4 separate regions of the Mus musculus genome follow, and regions 1, 2 and 3 are each linked to region 4. The links are chromatin contacts, found by Hi-C or POLR2A ChIA-PET in ENCODE. All regions are on one chromosome and are shown on one strand. Each heading gives the region's core, a stretch centred on a gene start or an enhancer-like site at or near the end of the contact. The rest is flanking DNA. Distances are from core to core; before and after follow the strand shown.

The links. A loop is a pair of places that touch in the nucleus more often than their neighbours do. ChIA-PET counts read pairs that join two places held with the same protein, here RNA polymerase II (POLR2A).
Region 1: a loop to region 4 is called in a map of Patski, with 2.8 times the contacts of the local background. The contact joins the enhancer-like site here to the promoter of C230072F16Rik in region 4. A Hi-C loop is called at or near these places in 1 of 37 maps with a recorded cell type or tissue (Patski). POLR2A ChIA-PET finds 5 or more read pairs at or near these places in 1 of 5 experiments (Patski).
Region 2: a map of Patski shows a loop between it and region 4 (1.9-fold over the local background). The contact joins the enhancer-like site here to the promoter of C230072F16Rik in region 4. A Hi-C loop is called at or near these places in 1 of 37 maps with a recorded cell type or tissue (Patski). POLR2A ChIA-PET finds 5 or more read pairs at or near these places in 1 of 5 experiments (Patski).
Region 3: a loop to region 4 is called in a map of Patski, with 3 times the contacts of the local background. The contact joins the enhancer-like site here to the promoter of C230072F16Rik in region 4. A Hi-C loop is called at or near these places in 1 of 37 maps with a recorded cell type or tissue (Patski). POLR2A ChIA-PET finds 5 or more read pairs at or near these places in 1 of 5 experiments (Patski).

The regions. Positions count from the first base shown.
Region 1 is chr17:80,797,679-80,803,539 of GRCm38, reverse strand. No RefSeq gene overlaps it. Among named protein-coding and RNA genes, the nearest start is that of Gm33596, 8.8 kb to the left of the region's middle. Within about 2 kb of position 2,884, at least 2 of the 3 ENCODE cell types and tissues checked have a DNase peak (open chromatin) inside an H3K27ac peak, as active enhancers do.
Region 2 is chr17:80,776,239-80,782,225 of GRCm38, reverse strand. No RefSeq gene overlaps it. Among named protein-coding and RNA genes, the nearest start is that of Gm33538, 6.0 kb to the left of the region's middle. Within about 2 kb of position 1,699, at least 1 of the 3 ENCODE cell types and tissues checked has a DNase peak (open chromatin) inside an H3K27ac peak, as active enhancers do.
Region 3 is chr17:80,980,742-80,986,999 of GRCm38, reverse strand. Tmem178 (transmembrane protein 178) reads right to left here. Exons shown (of 4, transcript NM_026516.2): 2 at 707-820. Among named protein-coding and RNA genes, the nearest start is that of Tmem178, 39 kb to the right of the region's middle. Within about 2 kb of position 4,484, at least 1 of the 3 ENCODE cell types and tissues checked has a DNase peak (open chromatin) inside an H3K27ac peak, as active enhancers do.
Region 4 is chr17:80,893,438-80,900,241 of GRCm38, reverse strand. C230072F16Rik (RIKEN cDNA C230072F16 gene) reads right to left here and starts at 3,449. Exons shown (of 6, transcript NR_131127.1): 1 at 3,285-3,449.

The sequences.
Region 1 (5,861 bases), core at 1,635-4,134, 96 kb after region 4:
CAGAACCCTGGAAACGCCTGCAGTTAAGCAAAACACAAGCTTGGCCATCATGGTACAGATCATAAATTGTATCACTGCTTGTCATTCTGTGAACACAAAAGATGAGACCCTCGATGGCTACACATTCCAATTAAGGAGCAAAGAGCACATAATAGATTCTATGTCTCTCTTACGTATTAAAACAATCTAACTGTACTTAACTATGTCAAATTTTTAACAGATAATCAAGGCTGGAAGCAGTACAAAAATAAGTTAAATCTGGTGCCTTTCTTGCTAATTGTTAACGGCCCTCAACTGTACATTAACCTAATCTGGAGTTTTCTGTCCAGAAATAAATAAATAAACTGAAATAAACTGTATTTATTTCATGTGCCCTAACTAAGTTCAGGGTCAAGTTACATGACTCTGACAGCATGGTTGGTTTGTGGGTTTGTTCTGTTTTGGTTTGTTCTGTTGGGGGGGGGGGGCACGTGTCTTATAAACATAGCTTGCAATCAGAATCCATTTTTGTTTTCTTTGGGCTCAGTAGCTTCTCTTATCACCATTGTCATCATAAGAACGCAAACTATTTATCTTGTTTGTCTGATGTCCATAGTAGGGAAGATGATCTCCTTAGGTCTGGCTTTGTCCTGGGCTCATTGTCTACAGGCAAAGGAAAGAAAGGGCGAGTTTGCTCCAAGCCACCTTGGGAGTTCGCCAAGCTTTTCGTGACTCTGCTCACAGCCACACACAGTTGATACGACCTGCACTGACATTAAGCTCCTATCTTGTAACAGGGCCCATATTCCCTTTCCAAGAATAAATCCCGGCTTATCAAAACATTTTAAAAACCTCTTTCATAATACACAACACAATTTGAGAGAGTGGCGCAGAGTGGCTTTGCACTCCAGGACAGGTGCCGAGCGCCAGAAGAGCGGCGCCTACTTGGGTCCCATTCTCACCAGACCCCCGTTGACTCTCTCCCTTCTTTCTCTCAGTAGCTTATCTATAAGCCAGATGTCAACAAACACGCCAGACTCTTTATCCTTCAATCTGTTTGGCATTTCAGAAACGCTGAGAGTTAAGCACATTTTCTCAGAAAACCTACTTTCTGATTGCCTGGGGACAGAAGGGTGAGGGGGCCCTTAGCCTCAGTGGGATACCTGTTAGAAGCAGATATCCCACAAGCCACCTCACGGTGTTTAGACTTCAACTGGTTCCTAGCTTTTTTCAGGAAGACAGATGTACAGAGTCCCATAAAAATTAAAAAGCCTGGGAAAAGCACAAGCCCCGAGTCAGAACGGAGCTATTGAATAATGGTCTCTTCTGGAAGTCCGAGTGGGCGCTTTTTCTCGCCCTGCTCCTGGGGATGAAAGTGAAGTCTAACCATCTTTGCAAGAGTGACTAATTCCCCATCCGAGGGCCTCCAGCTTTTTGCAGAGCTAATTACAGGAATGGTAAATGAAGGTTCTCTGGAGGTGAGAGCTGACAGAAGAGGGAAGATGGGAAAAGTAAAAAATCAAACCCCTAAGCGTTAGTGGATTGCCAAACAAGGGGGGGGGGGCTTTCTGAGGCTGAGGTAGAGGCCAACCCACCCCCAGGCTTCCTTCAGACACTTTTTTTTCCTTCCTCCCTGACTCATCGGGTTTCTTCAGGAACGCCTGGTGAGAAAGGGATTATGAAGCAGGCGAGGGAGCCAGCCTTTTTTGGCAGCAGAGACACACTTTGGTTTCAGATGCTGAAGATCTTCGAGAACAGACTCCGTGTGCTGGCGTTCTAGGCTGGAGTCCAGCAACAGTTCGACCGCAGATGAAGTGCTTCAGATGGTTGGCGTTGTCAGCCAGAGCCTCGAGGACTTTCCTGGGGCTACACCTCTCCAGAAGTTTGAAGATGTGGGGACAGGTTTGCCTTTCAGAAACGTGCGAATGTCACCAGCTGGGAGTGGCAGATGCCAAGAGCCGATCTGAAAACAGATCTCCATCTGGCAATGGGCTAGGCTTCCTGGGACACAGATTAGAATGCTTTGTAACCAAAGGGCGGAAGCACGAGTTTAGATTTGCACACATTGTTCCGGTCTTTGGGTCATTTCCTGCCTTTAGAATTCATTTCCTTTCCAGGTCCAACAAAAGTTTGATGAAGGGCGAGAAAGAAATTTCAGGAGAGGGTTTGCCACTGCTTTAGTTCAAGCGGGGGGTGGGGGCGTGGGGGTGGGGGTGGGGGGTGGGGGGGCAGTTCTGCCTCTATGCCCAAGGTCGGCGCCTTCTGTGCTCCTCCTGTCGGCTCACCCTGAGCCAGGATGGAGGAAGGCTCAAGGAAGGGAACAGAAAATAGAGAAGGGGGTCATCGGCAGGCGAGTCCGATGAATCCACTTGTTTCTAGAAAACAGGACAGGGATATGGGGGAGGAGGGAAACCCACGCGGTTTTAGGCAGGAGTGCTCTTCACCCACGCTCCCTTCAAGGACATAGCACCCCCACCCCCGAAACACACCGAAAGGTAGAGGTTTAAAGCAACTGCCACAGCCTGGTTCCTGACCTTCCTGAGTCACCCACATGCCAGCCAGGTACACTGGACGGTGAGGTTCGCTACACAATGACTTGCTTTGTTCTATTTCGCTCGTTTTTGTTTCACGTTTTGTTCCAACAAGGATTTCAGGCAGCAATAATAGCTTTTCTGGCCACACTCTTTTTAGGGTTGTTTTGAGCACTTTGAAACTGACACGAATCCTTACTGGAAAATGTTTCTGCAGATCCCAGCATGCCCTGAACACACTGTAGTTCTGCTGTGCACAGCACACCTTCACCCCACCACCACCACACCCACTTATATAACACACTGCAGCGTGGACCTTCTGGCCTTGGGGACTACAGGGACCCGACAAACTCAAGGCAGATCTGATGAGCTGTTCATTTCTCCAAAAAGTTTTGGCTCTGGACCAGTGGCTCTTGACCTTCCTAATACTGAAACCCTTTAATACAGTGAGTCATGTGGCCATGGGGGTCACCACCCACAGGTTGAGAACCACTGCTGTCAATCGTGAGCAATACAAAATCTAAGCCATGTAGTTCTAGCCAGGATGTACTTACGTGTTCTAACCCTAAGTCTCTCTAGGCTGTCAGCCCATACATCACATGCTATTATTTTGCTACATTCATCCATTTGAACACAGCAACTTACAGAGAGAGGATAGTACAATTTGGTGACCAGACTTTATCATGATATTGCAGAGCCCCACAAACAAAATCTGTTACTTCCCCATAATTTAAGGTCTGTGCTCAAGGCCACCATTGCCACCACCAGGAGAGGCTGGCTGTGAGGGGTGTCTGCCTTGGGCCATTGGTGCCATTCAAAAATCAACACAGCTGACTTTCTGAATAGCTCATTAGTTGTTCAGAGAGATGGCCTCCTATGACCTTCGTTGTTATCGTCCCTGTGGACATTTAGTAAGTTATGGGAGAAGGTAATGACTAGGAGAAAATTGTTCTGTATCAGGGTCAGGAGCACCTGTCTGGCTTGGGATGTGACAAGGGGCGTGTACTAATGGACCTGAAGGACATTAAGCTTGCTCAGAGAAAAACAACACAGCACAACCCCATTCATGGGTGAATTCTAAAAGTGTGCTCTCTAAAATCAAGAGCAGAATGCGGGTTACTAGAGACGGGAGGAAGTCAGAGAGGGAGGGATAGGGAAGGGCTGGTCAAAGGATAGTGGGTGTCAGCCAGACGGGAAAAACAAGATCAGAGTTTCTAGTCAAGGATACTTATGGATGGTATGGATGGTAGACTGTGTAGTCCCCCCAAAAGCTAGAGAGAGTGACTTTACATGCTTGTGGAAGAAGACATGGTGAATGAACATGCCTGCCCTGATTTGGACATCACATAACAAATACATACAGTGAGAGGTCACATGGTATCCAGAAGTATGTACACGTTTTACGTTCAATTAAAATTAATTCACAAATTTATTTCTTAAAAAGTCTGCCTGACTCCCCGCTTCCCACTAAGAGAGATCTTGCAGACATAGGCATTTGGGTTTTCTGTGACTGGGGCATTGGTAAACAAGTGCTTTTAAACTTTAGGGTGTCTAATGGGGACCCCAGCAGGTGACACCAGTACTAAGATTAGCCTGTGCATCGGAGAACTTTACCCGTAATTCATAGGCTCATGTCACATCTGCACGGATGGAGCGGTGGTATGGCTGAGGCCAGGCCTCGGCACTTTGTGTGACCTTGAGACAAATCATTTTCCAATACTGAAGACCTAAAAACTAAAGATTTTCAGAAGCCTGGCGTTGGCCAGGGCTCCAAATCATGGTCCCTACCTACAAAGTAGTAGAAACAACCCACAGCATCAGAAGGACCAGGACTTGAAAGCACAGAAGCCCCAGGTCTAGGACCTTTGGCCTTGAAGTCCACAGTCATGGGATTTAAGAACTAGAGAACTGAAAATGTGGGGGGGGGGTTTCCCCTCAGCTGTTTCCAAGCAGGAAAAGTAAAAAAAAAGAAAGGGGTAAGGGGAGGGAGTCCTGGGTTCTCTAGGCAGGCAGACTGAGCAAGCCAAAGGAACAAGCCAGGCAGCAGCACTCCTTAATCTCTGCATCAGATCCTGCCTCCAGGTTCCTGCCTCCAGGTTCCTGCCCTGTTGGAGTTCCTGTCCTGACTTCCATCAGATGAAGTCTAACCTCAGCTTGCTTTGGTCATGGTGCTCCATCACAGCCATGGCAACCCTAACTAAGACAATGCCCAAGTATGACCCGTTGTGCGATGCTCCTGACCCACGGCTACTCCAGCCACGGACTTCAAGATCAGTGGGTGTTAAAGGACTCGGTATCCTCAGGGTATTAGACTGAGAATTCTCCAATGTGAGAGAGAGAGACATTTCCCACTCCCTAGTAGGAAGAATGAACAAAGAAGAAAGACCATTTTGAAGGTGTTTTCAATGACCTGTCCACCCCCAACTTCCTGACCCCCAGCTGATTTCCTCTTTCAGGCTTCTCCTGGTTCTTAGAGTGATTCATTCTTCCCACAATGACTGGGCCTTTTGCCTCATAAAGCACTCCCTGTCTTTTCAGATATAATGAACTAAAATTAAGCAGAAGGCAGCCTGGAGCACTAAGAAAAACTCCCTATGGCAAGAGCTTGCAGCCCCACAATAGCCTTATAAGGCAAGCCAAGGAAGCCCTGGCTACTGGGGCAAAACAATAGAGGGTAGAAAGTTATTTTGGGGAGTACGGAGGATGAGGAGTGTCCATTTCCCAGATTTATATTAAATGTGTCATACCTCTGCTAAGGCGGAATAAATACCCAACATTTACCCATTTGTAATAAACATAGGAAAACTATCCCAGTGAGAGAGCCACCGTTCACAGGCACTGTATAAATGTGGGCTGCTCTGAACAACTGAGTATTTCTCTCCTCTCTTTAAGACCACCATCAAGGCCTGTATGACAGGTGAGCCTTTGTATGTGCTAGTCAATAAGGCATTTTTTAAAAGTAACTGCAGTACATCAAGCTTCAGGATTGTACGCACTTTTAACATACACACACATCTAGCATAGTCCCTTAATCAAAGATCTTAAAAGACAGCAAGGGTCTGGATGTGTAGCTCATTGATAGAGGGTTTGCCCAATGTATCCAAAGCCCTGTTTTAATCTCATCATCAGAAAAGAGGAGTGGGGGAGCCAGGGAGAGTATCTGTGTTTGCATGTGTACATTAAGAAACCACCTATACTCCAGCATTCAGGAGGCAGAGGCAGGTGGAACTCTGAGCTCAAGGCCAGCCTGGTCCACAGAGCAAGTTCCAGGACAGCCAGGAATACACAGAAAAACCCTGTCTGGAAAATGAGGCAATGGGGAAAGTGAAGGAGAAGAAGGGAGGAAGAAGG
Region 2 (5,987 bases), core at 450-2,949, 120 kb after region 4:
CCACCATAGCACACATGCCCCCCCCCCCAACACACACACACTAATAAAATCAGAAAGGGGAGGTGCCAGATGTGGCAACACAAGCCTGTGATTCCTACTTTGAGTCCTGCTGCCTAAGTATCCAAGAAAGGCTCTGTCTCAAGATAAAAATCTGTAAAACAACAAAGTTAGATGAAGACGCTCGTGGTGGGATGCTTTGCTTTGCGGAGCGTGTATGGGGCCTTGTATCTCATCTTCAGCACTGCAGCAGAGAACCTGGTAAAGGAGGACATTCGTCGCTCCTCTTGACAGTTGCATCTCCACCCACTGGCAGATCCCTGGTCTCAGAACTGTGAGGTTATGTTCAGCCAGCTTGTGATGCTTTGTCCCAGCAACCACAGAGGACAATGCTGGGGTTAACTGGCCCTCTAGGCAGAGTGGATCCATTCCAATGAATGGGTGTTAGTGGAATTAGCAATTTCAGAGGCCCAGCGAGTGCCAGGCTATCTGTGGAGGGCTCCAACTTTTAGCAGGTGCCATTGTGTGTGTGTGTGTGTGTGTGTGTGTGTGTGTGTGTGTGCGCGCGCGCGCGCGCGCAAAACAGGCATCATGGCCTGATTTAATTTTTGTTTCTTTTATTTTTAAAAAGTCTTTTCATACAATATATTTTATCATGTTTGTCTCAAATACTCTCCACTTTTCTACCTACTATCTTTACTTCTCTCTCTCTTTCTCTCGCTCTCTCTTCCCCTCCATCTCTCCCCCTCAACCTCCCCCTCCCCTCTCCCTCCCCATCTCTCTCCTTCTCCACCTCCCCCATCTCTCTCCCCTTTCCCTCCCTCTCTCCCTCTCCCCCTCCTTCTCTTCCCTCCCCACATTTTTGTTTGTAACTCTAGAACACACTATGTAGACCAGGCTGGCCTCTAGGTGACAGAGATTCACAGGCCTCTGCCTCCCAAGTGGTGGGATTAAAGGCATGTGCCACCATAGCCAACTCAGCTTCTGGAAGAAGAAGGAGGAGGTGGAAAGGAAGGAGAAGGAGAAGAAGAGGAAGAGGAAGAGGAAGAGGAAGGAGCAAACTAGCAAAAGAGAAAAATAGGACCGGGCGTGGTGGCGCACACCTTTAATCCCAGCACTTGGGAGGCAGAGGCAGGCAAATTTCTGAGTTTGAGGCCAGCCTGGTCTACAGAGTGAGTTCCAGGACAGCCAGGACTATACAGAGAAACCCTGTCTCGAAAAACAAAAACAAAACAAAACAAAACAAAAACAAAAAAGAGAAAAATAAAAATAAACAATAAAAAGGCCAATTAGACAAAAAAAACAAAAACAAAAAACAAACAAAAAATACCAAAGCAAGACAAAACAAACAAAAGGTCCACAAAATTCAGTTGAGTTTCTTTTGTGTTGGATAACTACTCCTGGGTGTAGGGTCTGTCCTAGAATGTGGTTGATATACTCAGTGGCATTTAATTGGAGAAAACGCATCTTCCACTGCCTGATTTTGAAAGTCATCACCTAGTGCCCCAAATTCCTTTCCATCTGACCATTGTCAGTAGGACCCAGTTCCTGCCCATCACTACAGGGGCGCTTTAATTCACAAGCCACAAGGCTCTAAAACTGCGTTGAATGTAATTTAATTTCTCCTTGATAATTCTGAAGGGTACTTCACGGTATTGTAGTTCCTGAGAGTCAACATGGGGGCCATTAATTACCACTCCACTGTGACTGTGCAGACGAGCTAATCAACGGCATAGCAGGAGACAGTCTGCTGCCCTGAAGGGTGGGAAGAAGAGGCAGATGCAGAATGTCCTATCAGCCGTGCTCTTCCTCCTTAGGGACCCTGGCACGAATACAGTAGAGAGTATCCTCCCTTAAGTAAATGTATTATAGATACATGGTAACCCAAAGCCAGAAATCTCAATCATTTCCCTCCAGTGGAATAAAAGCTTCTGGGATTCACGTTAAGAAAAATGAAATGGGGGCCTTAGCTCAAACAGAAACAAATGGAGAACATAGAGCTCTCTCTCTCTCTCTCTCTCTCTCTCTCTCTCTCTCTCCCTCTCTCTCATCAGCCCTTGCTATTGACTTCTGAATAGCATCCCAGCTGTATTTATCTGAGTTTGGGAATTTTTCCGAGTTCCTGGGAAGAAAGTTAACTAAACCATATGACATCTCTGGCAGGGGACACGTTTTCACACAAAAACTTTCTTGCAAAAACTTCTCATATTGCTTCCCCGGGTGGAATCGCTGCCTCCAGGGAGAGCTTGGATCTCCAACAGCATTTCTGTTGAATGAAAGTGAGGGCCAAGTGCCAAACCCAGCAGCAACCTCCGCTTCTCCAGGAGCCGCCTTTAGCTTTGGTGTTTAAGGGTGATGTCATGACAGATACAAATTTTCAAGACTTTATTTTTTATTGTTCTATTTTAAAAGCATTAGGAATGTTTTATAACATTTCCTAGATCAGTAAGCAAACACAGAGGCAAGGCATGTAACTTTGTTGGTCGAGTGCTTGCCTAGCGTTTATGAAGTGGTGGGTTTTATCCCCAACATGATGCCCATGATCTCAGCACTGAGGAGGTAGAGGCAAGATCGGAAGTTTAAGATTATTCTCAGCCACGTGTCACATTCGAGGCCAGATATATGAAACCGACTCAAAGAAACAAGCAAAATATAACCACAAAGAAGGCACATATGGCTGTCCTCCTGGAACAGTACCACAGTACCCCTAAAGATAAACTATTGGAGTCTTTGATACTTACATGAAATTTGAAGTGAGAGTGGCCACTGGCAGAGACTGATGAATATGCGATTTATTCCAGACTTGGACGGTTGGAAGGTTGGTAATTGTTGTTAACCATCATTTTCAAGCAACACACTTATACATCATATACGAGGGCAGTTAAGAACATAAATACAAGAAGAGATTTTTTTATGTAGAAGAAAAAGATGGAAAGAAAGAAAATAAAACAGAGAAGATTGAAAAAAATCAGTGCTTTCAAATTTCCAACAATGCCATATTTATGTAGATAGATAGGTAGATAGATAGATAGAGACACAGAGAGAGAGACAGAGAGAGAGACAGAGACAGAGAGACAGAGACAGAGAGAAAGGTAGTTACCAGCCTCCCTTGTTACCAGAGAAAAGAAAAACCACTTCAACACCAAAGAATGAGGTCACAAGCCATGCTTCAATGCAGGGGTAACACGTGCTCTTTATGCTCCTACACGTAATAGTTGAACTACATGCAGTCTGATGCTGGCCTCGGGTGTCTACTACCCACCAGAAGATTTTCAGAGCATACAAGTCAGTAATCACAATGGTGAGATGGGATTGAAAGGCTTGGCAGGTAGCATGCTCGTATGGGGTGGCAGGAGTGCATTGAAGGACTTCAAAGCCAACTCTAAAGAGACCACATTCATGCGACTTCAGTCCTTTCTTCAGCAGCTCTGAAGGGGAACAGACAGGAGGCAGGTCCAGTTCTCTGTTGTCTGAAAATGAACAGTCAACACATGGTTACAGTACTAACTACTTCTTTTACCTGCAAACTTGCATATGCCTTTTAGAGAACTTGGGAGAAACAGCTGTAGTACCTTTTCCTGAGCACAAAGTGACCTCCTTCCCTTTACTGCAAGCCTATGAGAACTCAAATGTCTGCCTTTACAGCTTTAACTAGCACTTCCCCACCAGCAAGTGTATTGAAGAGGCCCCAGAAAGACTGTAGTAACCAAATATGAAAGGTAATAGAAAGACGCCAAACCAGCTAGGGCCAGCAGTCTGTGGGCAATCAGGACTACTTACTGCTGCTTACATCTAAATCCTTGATTTCATCTGCTGCCTCAGCCACCCCACACCATTTTTTCCTAGCTAAAAGCAGTAAGAAATGACACAGGCAGAAGATAGAAAGCAGTGTCTACAAATTAGTAGAAATGATGATATTGTAATATCTGTATGCTAGAAAAATAGCCCTTAATAGTGAGAGGAATATAGGTTGTCCCAGTTACAAATTGTATACTTTTTTTTCCATACATGGTCTTGCTATGTAGCCCAGGCTGGCCTAGAATGGGAGATCCTCCTGCCTCATCTCCCTAGTGCTGAATCACAGGTGCCCACTACCAGGATGCCTGCCCTGTTCAACATTTCATAACCTGGATAATTGCACCTAACTCACATTTTGGAAAGATGCACAACAGCAAGTCAGTAGATCTGGTTACCACCCAATAGGCAAGAGGTGCATTTCACCATTTTTGACGAGAATGAATGGGCACACACCAACTTTGGAAGTTGGTTTCTGCGAAAGAATGTGCACATCTGGAGAGCCAGGAAGGGTGGAAGGTGTTCAAGGCTCTCCAAGTCTCACTTCATACACTAGGTTCCTTCTCTTTTCTCAGCCTGGGAGGAGTTTCCTGGCAGTGGGTAGCCTATGCCAAGATGAATTTCATCATTCACATTCCTAATCCAAAATTGTCCTGGAGCTGGCCCTTAACCAGCTTGCTGCTAGATTTCTCCTACTTCCTGCCTTCAGGGGATGTCTAGGGAACACACACCACTGGCATGTGATACCTTGCAGCTATATCATAGGCTCTCTTGCTGCTCTGTTTATTTTGTGCTAAGAGACAGAACAAGCCAGAGTTAAGGAGCACAGATTGAAAAGTTAAATAGACTGGCTATGCTATCTACCTCCTTTAGCCCTCATCTTCCTGAATTATAAAAGTTAATCTTGTTCCTACATATCTCATAGGATCCTTAGGAGAAAATTGACTGCACACATTAAGTATCATCTCCAAGCTAAGGACTACTAGTTCAAGTATAATTTGTTTCTATCTTCAATTCATGAGGCATTATTAATTCCTTATTAAAAATGTAACAAGTGAAATGATATCCCCATGATCCTTTGGGCATGGCATGGCCATTGCACTCATGAACTTACAGAAGTTGTGTTTCACTGCACAAGATGAAGCCTGTGAACATTCCATCATGGATGGGGAAGGGGCTGATGAGGCTCCATAGCTCAAAGGGCCTCCCAGCTCCAGCTCCAGCACACTGGGTGGATAAGTTCCTCAAAGATGTTGAGAGTGACCTTCTCAACTCTTGATATTTTTGAAGGCTCCTTCACACTTCTGGTGACTGTAGAACCCAGGATGTCAAACAAAAGCATAACAAAGAATGGTTCAAGATGGTGGTGGCCAGTTGTTGTTTAGACCATTGCTAAGTAAGTATGAGAGAGAAACATTCGGAAATCAGGATTTATACCTTGTCAGTACCTCCAAAGTCCAGCTGTTCCTGAAAACAGAAGCAGCAAGGTTGGTAAAGGTGTGAACCGATACCACCATGCAGGCCTTCATAGTGGAACCCTTTACAAATTCAAAGGTATTCGTGATAATAACAGCAGCTTCCTCACAATGGCTGTCAACTTATTATCAAGCATTAATTTGAGGATCTCAGAGTTGTTATGCATTAGAAATTTAGTCACTATTAAATTGCCCATGCGCAGGTAAATAACCCCTTACCCATGTTCATATAGACAATCCTCACTAACTATGGATCTCTCTCTCTCTCCCTCTGTGTGTGTGTGTGTGTGTGTGTGTGTGTGTGTGTGTGTATCTCTGTCTGTCTGTCTCTCCCTCATTGATACATATACAAAAACGTGAAATCATGAGGAGGCCCATAAAATGAGGTATGGCTACAATGCACCCGAGATTCTCTGTAAATTCCTGCATGTATTCCAACTTGAATGTTAGACTGATCTGCTCACAGCACTCACAGTCTGTTCCATCAGTAAGTGCCATCTTAATGCAGGTTCTTCAAGGCCATTCTGGCAGAATTCCCTCAAATGACTGGAACTTCCAGTGAGTTTCTAGGCAAAGCAGCCAACAAGACATGGGGCAATCTCTCTCTCTCTCTCTCTCTCTCTCTCTCTCTCTCTCTCTCTCTCTCTCTCTCTCTCTCTCTCTCCCTCCCTCTCTCTCTCTCTCTCTCTCTCCCTTCCTTTCTTCCTTCCTTTCTTTATT
Region 3 (6,258 bases), core at 3,235-5,734, 86 kb before region 4:
GGTTCTTTCCACGAAGATGCCGAGGAAAGGAACTCTCTCTTACCTCTGAGAAAGCTATGTCATATACTCACAAAGATATTTCAGCAAAGATGCAATGATCTGAGCTAAACACGGCAGCTAAAATAAATGTTATATAAGAAAAGCAAAAATGAGAGCAACTAAGGAATAGTGTTGAGGTCAAGTCCGTATACCTGCTAACTTTGTTTTTAAAAAGAGATTGGGATGGGTTAGGAAGAGGAAGATGGCTTAAAGCACAAACACTGCTTCTGTTTATCTGAACTTGGTTCCCAGGACCCAGGTTGGGTGGCTCTCAACCACTTGTCACACCAGCTTCAGGGACATCTAGAGGTACTTCTGACCTCTAAGGGCACCTGAACTCTACTGCATAAATTCCCCTCACAATACACATAATTAAAAATTAAACTTACAAAAACAAAACCGAAAACAACCCAAAGTTCCGTTACCTGAAGTTAGTTAACATTGCTACTTGGGTAGACGGCCACTTGGTCCGGTCATGTACTTTAACGCCTGGTTTTTCTCACACTTGAATTATAAACACGCGGTGTTTACAGATTAGCAAATGGATGCCTGGGGTGTCTGACCCAGTTCACTTGAGCCCAGAGGGTGCATAAGATAAACACTTTCCTATCCAAACGCAAGCGAGTGGTGTGGAATCTTTGTCTAATTCTTTCCCAGGAATACTTACGAAGCAGGTGCCATTCATCTTGCTGGATTGTCTTGGTTAAATTGAAAGGAATGTTTCTTAAGCGGATTGGCTGAGAAAAGTGGTACTTGATTGCTGTGCATCGCTGTGCAATACCTTGGAAAAAAAAGAAGAAATGAGATTTACTAGCCTCTTCATTTGTAATAGAATTCTGGAGCCCAAGGCAGAATAATTTATCCTAAACCAGGTTGAATGGGGAAGGAGCAGGGAATCTCATGATTACTGTCATTAACAGAGGCGACTCATGGCAGCGAAAACCAAAAGCTTGGAATAGAGTTTTAAAATCACATTCCATTTTATATGCATTTATATATATATATGTATAATCACTAAATGCTTTTCAACACTGAGTTCATATGACTTAAGCACATAACTATTGAGGGAGGGGGTAGATGTGCTCAAATGTACAAACGGTTGAAGAAAACCAGCTTAGAATTCTAAATGGATGCCTGAACACCCTGTTTGAATTTAATCTAGTTTCAAACTCTCAATTAAGTTTTTCCCAAAAATTCATTAGTGTATGTGTTATTTGGAAGCTAGAAGACATTTTTTCCTTAGACAACTTTGACACGGTGGTTTAGGAAGTAATTATAATTGATGAACATAAGTTTACTTAGTCTTCCAAGAGGCTGTGTCATCCCTTAATATCACTGACTTGAACTATGATTTTTTTTCTTCCCCTCAGCTGGTGGCATAGCTGGTCCCATATATGATACCGCTATGTGTAGCCATGGGGTCGTGTGCACCCCTCATCCTCTGTACCCAGTGCTCCTATTGACTGGCCTTGGTGTCTATTCTTCCCTTCTAGTCTTCCGAATTCTATGAACAGCATCTACCGTCTCTTAAAACTCAGCAACAAACAAAACATACTTCTCTGGGTCAGTCATCTTGGCCAGTTGTCTGGATAAATGCATCTCATTAAACTGACCTTAGAAACAGTGTGTGTGTGTGTGTGTGTGTGTGTGTGTGTGTGTGTGTGTGTGTGTGTGTTGTAGCCCTTTAACTGCAGCAGCTGTTAACTAGAGAATACTCACAGATGCCAATTAATTTCTAGTGGATAGGCAAACTCCCAAAAAGTAAAAAGACAAAGTGGATTTAAAAAAAAATCATAAAGCAAAAGGAGATTAATCTTATAGAAATAAATACTTGGCAAACCTGCCAAACACTAACTAATATTAAATAGGACATAAAATATCCTAGGAAGACACAAACTCAAAGGCTAACTCAAGGCAATAGGTGAGCTATTCTGACTGTATCTATAACAAGATAAGGGATGGAGTTAGTAATTAGCTTAGTGAGACCAGCCCTGTGAGGTAAAGCCCAAGACTTGGCTGATGAGTTTTACCAAATGTTTAAACAAGAATCAGCACTCCCTCTGACTCTTCAAAAACCAAACAGAAGTGGAGGAAACACTTCCCAACTGGATCTGAAATCAAGACATCACAAGAAAGAAAACTATATAATATCTTGTGTTTGTGCCTTGGGTGTCAGTCCTCAGGTCTCTCTGCCATTTTTACCCACCCACACTCTTTTTTCTTTCTTCCTCTCTCTCTCTCTCTCTCTCTCTCTCTCTCTCTCTCTCTCTCTCTCTCTCTCTCTCTCTTTGAGACAGGACCTCTCACTGGCCTGGAACTCACTAATAGACTAGGTAGTCTGACCAGTCAGTAAGTCTTTAGAGATGAACCTGTTCCCAGTTTCCAAGTGCTGGGAGCATAACCTTTACCATCCCATCCAGCTTGGATCTCAATCTCCCCCCGACTCCCCGCCCCTGCCCTGGTCCTTTAAAAAAACAAACAGACAAACAAAAAATATCATGGGTTCTGCAGATCAAAATTGTGTCCTCTTACACAACTCCAGGAAAATATGCCACTTTCTTTGATATTTTCTATGCAAAAACTGTTCCCAATACTAGCAATCTGAACTCAGCAACATGTAAAAAGCCATGCACCATGACCAGATGAGACACATGTCGGGAATACAAATGGGTTCACTAGACAAAGTTCAGTTTATGCAGAATACCATGTATGGACCAGAAGACAGAGATGACCTGATCATCCCAATTACACATAAAAATTATCTAACAAAACCTCCGTGAGGGATGGGGAAACGGCTCAGCAGGCCAAGGGCTTGCCCCATCAGCATGATGGCTGGAGTTCAGATCCTCAACACCTACATAAATACTGGCTGGGCGTGGCAGCCCATCCTAGTCCCAGGAGAAGCCCAGAGAGAGAGAAGGTCCCCAGAGCAAGCTGACTAGCTGATCTGTTGGAACAGGCACGTTCAAGTATGGTGCTCTGCCTCAGTATCTCAGATGCAGAGTAATTTATGTGGATGGCCAACATCAAGCCCTGGTTTCTACCCGCATCCACATATACTTGTTCCTCCACAAGGGGAGATAGAGATATACCAATACACCACACACATACACATATAAAAGTAATCCAATTGACATTCACCAACGACCCCAGGAATAATTATTCCACTAAACAAAAAATGTCTGAAGTTCAGAGGTTGAGGAATTAGCCTAGGCCACAGTACAACGACATAAGCAAGTCTTAATGTGTGTGTGGTTAGACAAACTGAATTCTTTAACTTTTAGAAACTGGTGCTAATTCTACAGATTTCTACAGTTATTGCTATTCTAAAGTAAAACGGTCAATTCGATATGAAAAATCGATTTTTTTTCCAATTCAGTACCAACGTGAGCACTTTTGGAAACAAAGCTGCTTCCTGGCAGAGGGCTGTGTCTGTCTCCATTTTCCACACCTGTCGATACATTTCATTTGGGGATTAGACCAGCTACATGGCTGACTCCATGGCTTCCCCACCTGCATCTCTTAGAAGCTGCCTCATGCTGGTGAAGAGGTACGGAATTGGGAAAACAAAACAAAAACCAGCTTTCTCAGACTCAGAGATGGTTTGCCTAGAACGACTTCTGCACTTAAGACACTGTGTGCTCCCTTAAACTACTCTAAACATCCCTGGGACTGATTCTCTCCTCTGTGCCTTCATAGTACCACGCAGTCCCCCAGGAGGCAGGGCTACAGGAAGAGGGCAATCGCCTGGCCGGTGCTCTGCTGGAGTGAGACCCGAGGCTAGCAGCGCAGACATCACCAGACACACTTCATATCCCTTGGATCTTAGTCTAATTGCCAAGGACGCTGATCGAGCATCAGAAGGTGGAAAGAGAGGGAGCAGATCTGACGAGCAGCACTCAAAAGTCTCAAAGATCAGAGGTCTGGTGGGGAAGCTCTGATATCCTAAGCTCGGTATACAAGAAAATGTCCTATGTTCCCAGTGCTCCACTCCTGGGGAAAAAATGATCAGAGAGACTCCGGACTTTGGAGAAAGAGTGTGTGAAGGACGGATCCGAGGCCAGCCACAAGACTTCCGATCTCCTTCTCTTTAATACGTGTTCTACCGCCACAGCACAAAGTGAGACAGATTTGAAGAGGAAAGTGTAATTATCAGGGTTTGGCTTCCCACATCCCAAGCATTAAGCCAATAAAAACGACACAGAAAAAGACCTGCTGGTGCTGGGTGGCTCACCAAAGCTATTGACTCAGAAAGAAAGACATGGACGGACAGTCTACATGGGTGAGCATGAATTCCCTGTGGTGATGGTAAGGAGTGATACCGGCAAAATCCACTAGGAGGCGTTAGACCCCAGTGCTCTCAAAGCCACACAAGCAAACTCTGAAATCAACCTTGCTTTCTGGGCTCAGAAAGGACGAATCTGGCGCTCTGCAAAGGAGCACAGAAAGCATGAGCTCATAGCACCAGATGGCATCGCACAATGAGGGGAAAAAGCATGCAGGGGGCTGAAAAGAACAAGCCGTGGTCTATATTTGGTGAATAATTAGCTTCTTACAGGGCCAAGTAAAGCCACTTTAAGGATGCTAAAAAACCATAGAATAAGATATATAAATAAATACATCCTACTGGATGAGGAATGGAGCCTTTGGTCTGGTGAATCGTTGCTGTTTCTACTGCTGACAATAGTGAACTAGCCCCACAGCTAGTGAGTCGCGGGGACACACGGGGAGGTTAAATAAGGGAGAGACATAGCAAGTATGAGATACTACAAAACTCACAGTAATTCAACACTGAGACGTCATTCAGGCTTCGAACCTGGGCAGAGAGACAGGACGTGGGTTTGAATTACAGCTGTGTAAACTTAGCAAATCCTTTAACCTGCGCCTGAGTTCCCTCTCTTATAAAAGCAGAGGTCTGATGGCATAGACTCTGTAGGGTTATTGTGAAGGGCTTAGCCCTTTATAAACCTCAATGCTGGACTGTGAGTCATCTCTTGGCAAATGCTCACATTCATTAGACAGAACCACTGCCCCATACCAGGAGGCTGGACCCTAAATGGCCATCGCAGATTAGCTCATGTGTACAAAGGGATAAACAGAACCATGCAACAGTTGCCCGGGGCAGTGATCCAACCACTGGTCCCTCTTGCCTGTCCACTCCTGTCTTCTGTGCAAGACTCCCAGCACTGGGCTCCTGCAGAGATTGCCAACTAACGTCGATATCACTCTTCTCTCAGACAGCAGGCCACATGTGTGCCACCGCTGGTCTAATCTGCTTTGTGATCACGTACGGTGTCTGGGGCCTCAGTAATCCCTGAGAGGTCTGGAGAGATGGGCTCAGAGATAGGTTCGGTGGCTAAAAACACGGGCTGCTTTTACAGAGAACCTGGGTTTGATTCCAAGCACCCATGTGGTGACACATAGTCATGTATAAAACCACTTCCAAACGATCTAGTAGCCTCTTTTGGTCTCTGAGAGCACCAGGCACACACATGGAATACAGAGAAACATATAGGCAAGACACATACACATAAAATCCTTCCTTTAAAAAATAAGTTAAATGTAATTTGAAGTCATCTTCCTGTATTTTGCAGTATCATGTTATATTGCTTTTTACTTTTTTTAAGATTTGTGTGCTTTTATTTATGTGTATGATTGTGTTGCCTACACAAATGTATGTGCACTATGTGTCTACTGCCCAGGAAGGCCAGAAGGGGGAACCAGATATCCTGGAACTTCAGTTACTGGTGTGGTGAGCCATGGCCTGGGTTCTGGGTTCTGGATTCTCTGGAAGAGCAGTATGGGGCCATCTCTCCTGCCCCCACTATATTTTTTACAACTCTCATTTTGAGAGAGGATCTCTTTACATAGGCCTGGTTGGCCTGGAGCTTGCTGTTAGACCAGGCTGGCCTCTGCCTTCCAAGTGCTAGGATTACAGTTATGTGCCACTATTCCCAGCTTACGTGGGATTTAAATTAGTGGCTGTGAGAGTTTTACTTGCCATAATAGATGCATTTATTTAAAAATAAAGTGCTTGGCACATATAAGCATTATGTACTTATTTATTACATAGCTTTAGTGTTCGGCCAATATGCCAACTTTCCAATTTTGACAACTGAGAGAGAGAGAGAGAGAGAGAGAGAGAGAGAGAGAGAGAGAGAGAGAGATCTCATACTCCCTCAGTGCATGATATTAGGGTTTCTGTGTATCATATCACAC
Region 4 (6,804 bases), core at 2,200-4,699:
AAGGACTTAGAGAAAGTGTGTGGATCACTAAGTGGCAGCCTTCAAGAATGGCATGACGCCTCTCTCACTTGAGTGACAGCTCACTCTCAGAGCGTATAGGTAAGTCAAGGTGAGGCCAGTCCTTCCAAAGCTACTCCAAACCCCCCCTCATCTGCAGGCATCCTCTGCTCCTCTGTCTTTCTGACACACTCCACACAGCATACGGCACTTGCGAGGTGCAGCCAGCCATGTAATCTTAGACTCCTAGTCTCCAGAATCGGCCTCTTTATAAATTATCCAAACTCAACCATTCTGTTACAGGAGCCAGCCTAAGCCAGGGTCTTACTGATTGTCTACTGGGGTTCTGCTGTTTTACTTTTCATTTTAGTTTTTTTAAGAAAAAGAGAAGAAGGCATTTGGAGCAGAGGTTGCTGGCATTGCAACACACTGTTGATAAGATTTTTTTTTTTTTTGTAAACAAAATTCTGCTGCAGCAGCGGAGAACAGCCAAAGGCATGATAGATGAAGTCTGGCAGTCTGCCATAGAGAGAGAGGCAGGGAAGAACTGTTGCTGGGGTGAACTTAAGGATGTCACAGAGGAGGGGGGCAAGGGAAATTCACTGGATTCTAAGCAGTCAAACAAGTCTCCTCGACTCAGACAACACAAATCACACAAAGGCAAACCAGACAACAGCACAAAGCTGTGTATAACAGAGAGTGTCAGGTGTGGTACAGGCGGCGAGACACACAAGAAAATGAGCTTGCGTGCTAAGTACCTTTTGTAGGCTTTTCATAAAATCTCTAAACCACTGCCAGTTCAGGGAGTGGGTTTTTTTTTCTAAGTAAAATTCAGTTAGAGAAACAAAATAAATAAATATAAACAAGAATGTCATTGAGTAATAGGGAAAATGCTAGACTGTCAGTCCAGAGACTTAATATGATATTTTTTCTTAAACAAATACTTTGGCTTGGCTAGAATTTAATTTTCTTGCTGGTACCAACACAGACACAGAGGGCCTGTCATGCCATGTCATGTTTGTGAGACCATCTTCTAACTTTCCAGTACCGGTCAATCTTTATGATTCCTGTTGAGCACCTACTATGTATGTGCCCTGTCTTAGTTAGGGTTTTATTACTGTATGAAGAGATGCCACGGCCACAGCAACTCTTACAAAGGAAAACGTTTAAGTGGGGCTGGCTTACAGTGCAGAGGTTTAGTCCATTATCATCATGGCAGGAATCATGGTGGCACACAGGCAGAAATGGTGGTGGAGAACCTGCAGAGAGTTCTACTTCTTGATCGATCGGCAGGCAGCAAGAAGAGAGGGTGACACTGGGCATGGCTTGAGCTTCTGAAACCCCAAAGCCCACCCTCTGGTGATATACTTTCTACAAGGTCACACCTCCCAATAGTGCCACTTTCTATGATTGTACGGGGTGGGGCTGGGGAAGTATTTTCACTCAAACCATCACATGGCTCTTCCAGCCATAAACAGCAAGCCAGACAGGGATGTTAAAGTACATAATCCTTTTAAATATTCACATTCTTTGCTTATGTAAATTGTCGCTTTGTCTTTAAGATCACATAATGCATGTTAATGCATGAGGAGTTAAAGTGTGCACACAGAACCCCAGACCCAGCCAGTGGAGAGAATAAGACCAAGGGAGGGAGCCAAAGCTGCCGTGAGATCCCACCCGCGTAGAACTATCAGCCATAAGAAAGCAAGGTGTAACTCAACAGCAATAGAATGAAAACTTGGAAAGAAATTCTACTTTGTAGGCCCAGCCCTCTCGAACTCCCCCAAGTAGGGTGTAGGTCACCACCTCTCTGCTTTCTTGGCAAGCCGCTTCCAGCTTTATAAAGTGCAAATTTCTCTACCTCCCCATGAAGTCTTCTCCATGAGGCTCTTAGAATCCTGTGTGCACCATATACTTACCTGCCACATTCAGCCAGTTATTTTGCATGTCAACCCTGCCCAGTAGATTGCTAGAGCCATAAGGACTGGAACAGCATTTTATTCAGCTTTGCAGTCTAGCAAATGCCGGGCCTGGCACACAAAAGCTGCTCAATGCAGCTAGTTTGTTACTAATTAAGTGAGGTTGAAAGCACCAAGTTCCCAACGCTTTGTCTAGCTGCCTTTTAAATAGGCTAAAAGCTTCTAATGTCATTTGGTATCTGACACCAGCTTTCTAAAATTTCTCTTAAAATATCTACAAATCTGAAGGAGGTAAATAAAAAAAAAATCTTAAAAACTTAGATACGTTAATTAGCTACCTGGCTAATGGAACTGTGCTAAAGAATGCAATTGACAAAAGCCTTGTGTCAGCCTCGTCACTGGAAGCTCCTCTGAAAAGAGGTACAAAGGCCATTACATTTCTTGGAACCTGGATGGATGGGTGCCTGTATGGAATCTCTCACACCCTACAAACTAGTCGCTTCCCCTTGTTGTTTAAACACTGGTTTTAGGTTGCCAGAATATCGCTACTTGTCTTCTCCGATTTGTGAATATCCAGCTTATAAATTTTGAGAATAAAAAACCAAAGCAAACGGAGTGAATACTATAATCAAAGACATAAATGAAAAAAATTACTAATTATACAATTATGCCTCAATTATTGGCATCTAAAAAGCCCACAAGGTTTCCAAGAAAACACACACACACACACATACACACACAAGTCTACATACCTAAGTGTATTCTTGAAAGGAATTTTAATATGAACATAAATAAAAACTAGACAAGCATCTATACAGCTTTAAAAATAATTGCATATAGAGCTGGAGGGATGACTCAGTGGTTAAGAGGGCTTGCTGCTCTTGCAAAGGACCAAGAGTTCAGTTCCAAGCACTCAAATTCATTGAGTCACAACAACTGGAGACACCAGCCCCAGGGGAGCCAAACCCCTCTTCTGACCTCCAAGGGCATCAACACACACACACAATATAGTGTAACTTTAATTGCAAATAAAAAGAGAAAATAAAGATATTCTCCTTGGATTATATATTGGAGAGAAATTAAGAAAATGAAAAAAACTTTAAGAAGCAAATTTGCTTTTGGTCACAATAGAAATTAAACTAGAATGCCTTTATAGTATTGCCTTTGAGGAGCAACAAGGTGACTTCTATCAAAACACCTTTTACAATAGATGACATATATCATACATAGTACAAGAAGATTGCATATCTTGACTGCCCTGGAATTTTTCTTATGGATAGATACCCTTAAATTCATTATTCTCCAAGGCTACACCTGAAATAAGTATCAGAAGGGAGTCCCTGTACTACTCCTGGACATTCCTCTTACCTTAGGTCTTGTTGCCTTCAAAATCCATAAATTCCAAGTTCCCTTGGGTTGGAATTTCTCTGGTCGAAGTAGATAAGGATTCTTTTAAGACCCTGGTCAACTGGTGTGTGAGCAGACTTCTGTAAGAAAACACCACAAGTCTTGGCCTATTGTTGACTACTTTTTGTCTATTTGTCCCTTAGCAACAGGTCTCAACTGAACAACTCCTAAACGACTCCTGCTGAGAGGCTGAGGCTGAGCCAGTGAATGGCTGTGCCTGGGTGAGATTAGTTCACTTAGTAGTCTGGAGACAGGCTTAAAACATTGGGTTCCAGTCACATCTGCTACCTATCTCTCCCACCTCCTAGCCTCTGTCCCATTCGGCCCATGTGGAATATGGTCATGGTGTTTGCAGGTCCCTGGGCTGCCTGATTATCTGATCCACAACAGCCACAGATCACTCTCACATGTGAATAGGAACAAGGTATCTCTTAATGAAGTCACAAGCTACTTCCTCCCTGCTTTCAGAGGGACCAATTTATACAGAAGCTTTTTCTTTCCTTGAAAGACATGCAAGAAGGCAGACAACATCTTGAAATTTTAATGACTCCCTCTAAAGCTCTAATCTCAGCAGGAATCCGATCTAAGTGTAGAGAAACAAGAGGTGACTATTAAAATCACATGATTCAGAAAGCAGGGCAAGGATTGTTGAGTCTTGTGCCCCTAACAGGAAAGACCTCATATGCCACACTTATACTCCTCATTGGAATGTCAGCCTCAAGCAATGGCCTATTTCTGGTACCAAATAAATATGGTTTCCCACTTGTAAAAGACAAAAACCCAACTATCTAGGGGGTGATTTTATTGGATTTTGTGATGGGAAAAGTCAAGAGTAAGACTTCAGGCATAGCTGGATCAAGGATCTCATATCATTAACCATGGTTTATTCTTTTCCCATGCTCTTTCCCTAAAGCTAGATGCCTTGGTTACTTTTCAATTGCAACAAAGAGACATCATGACCAAGGCAGCTTATAGAAAAAGGAGTTTATTGGGAGCTTACAAATTCAAAGGGTGAGTCCATGACCATTATAGAGGGAGCATGGCAGCAGACAGAGAGGCATAACATCAGAGCAGTAGATAGGAGTTCACATCTGATCTACAAACAAGAAGTGGAAAGAGATCTAACTGGAAATGGTATGGAATTTTGAAATCTCAAAGCCGCCACAGTGACACAACTGCCATACCTCCTAATCTTTTCCAAACAGGTCCACTAGGAATCAAGTATTAAAATATATGAACCATTGAGGGCCATTCTCATTTGAATCACTTGTCTAGATATCTGACTACAGATTCTGTCTCTATGTCTTTTTTCTGTCCTTTGTTGCTTAATTTTATTTATCCTCATTCTCTCCATTAAAAATAGGCTCTGTTTAAATGACAGGAAATAGAGCCACTGGTAGGCCAACCCTACATCCCCATGGCTCACATTCCATACAAGGATTTGATTGGCCCTACTTGTACATCTACACTTTTGATAAGTCATTTCAGATCATCATGATTAACTAGGCCAGGGATTTTTTTCAACTTGGAAACAATAATTACTGCAAAACAAAGACAAAAACTATAGAGCAGCATAATTCTTTTCTCAAATTTTAAGGATTTCTGTATTTTAAAACTTAATACAGGCTGAAGGTCCAGCTCACATGGCAGCATGATTATGTAGCATTCATGAATCCCTTAGTTCAAACCCTAGGGCCACATAAACCAGGCACCGTGGCCCACGCTGCTAATCCTACTACTGGAGTAGTAGACACCAGTTCAAGATCATTCTAGTCTACACAGTAAGTTCCAGACAAACTGGGGTTACTTGACACCCTGTCTCATGAAAGAAAATTATTGAAAAGGTTGGAAGCACCTGAGTAAGACTCGTCTTTGCTCCCATGGCCTCCATATTCAAATGCACATACATGCAAGTGCACATACACACACCTCCATACTCATACCCATACATACATACTTACATACATACATACACACCCTCCATACACACACACACACACATACACAAACATACTCATCTATACACACATATACATACACACAGAGAATGTACTTCTAAAACAAAGACAGACCATCCATTTGTGATTCCTGTAAACATACATTTATGTTTATGTATATATTTATACATATATGTGTACACACATCATGACATAACTTTCTTCCCTTGGTTTTGAAAAGGCTCCATGTCCCAGTGTAGGGGAATACCAGAACAGGGAAGCAGGAGTGGGTGGGCTGGTGAGCAACGGGGAAGGGGGATGGCATAGTGGGTTTTCAGAGGGGAAACCAGGAAAGGGGATAACATTTGAAATGTAAATAAAGAAAATATCTAATAAAAACAATAATAAAGTATCCAGTTTAGTCTGCCCAGGCAAACTAAGACATAATCTCATTGACTATAAGATTTTTAACTCCTCCATGCAGTGACAAGGACTGGAATGACAAATGTCCCTCTTTCTTCATCAGACTCATTTCTCACAGTCAGCCATCATTTTTTTTAACTTACTCAACATGTCATTATTGTCTCTATTGTACTTTTTACTGTGTCTTCCCTGGACCATTTTTCTCCCCATCACTGCTCAGGCTAACACCGTCTCATGCATTAAAGGCGGCTGTGCATTCATTCATGAGTTCCATTCATATAGCATTTTATTAGGCTTCTCTTTTATGCCAGGTCATTTGGACTCTACTAGGAACCAGACAGACCCAGTCCCAGTACCCTCAAGGCCCTTTCAGTAACCAGATGGCACATTCAGACTGGCGATTTTAAATGGGTGTAACAAGGGGGTAGTGTAAGAAGTCCTGGGGTGCAGAGAAGCCCCCAGGCTGGAATGGAAGGATAAACTGATAGTAGCGTCTGTGTCGAGGTCACCTGATGGGATACTTGACTTTGAATTATGGCCAAGGCTAGATAGATAGATAGATAGATAGATAGATAGATAGATAGATAGATAGGATATGATTATATATATATACATACATGCATACATACACACACACACATATATAGATAGATAGATAGATAGATAGATAGATAGATAGATAGATAGATAGATAGATAGATAGAGATAGATATATATATATAGAGAGAGAGAGAGATTGCCTTGGGTCCCCACAGGGAGGAACCAGAACAGCAGAGCCCCAAACTCACCCCTGACTCTACAGCCACTGGTGCTTTGTATTGATAAATCCAACCTCGAGCCAGAGGCAGGGACTGCTGGTACCTGGCCGGAGAGAGGGATTAGAAATCTTGTGCGAAGTTGCAGAGATGGGCCGAAGCACTGGTTCAGCTGCCCAGCAAAAGCTGCTACTTGGTATGCTAAAACACTTCTCAAGACAGACCTTTCTCAAGAACAATAATGTGGATAGGCTAAGAAGAGAACAGTTAGGTAAAGGAGACATGGAATGCTAAGCCTTCAGGAAACAGGAATAAGGGAAGAGTACTTCATTTGCTGTATGATCTGAGAGCAGTGGTTCTCAACCT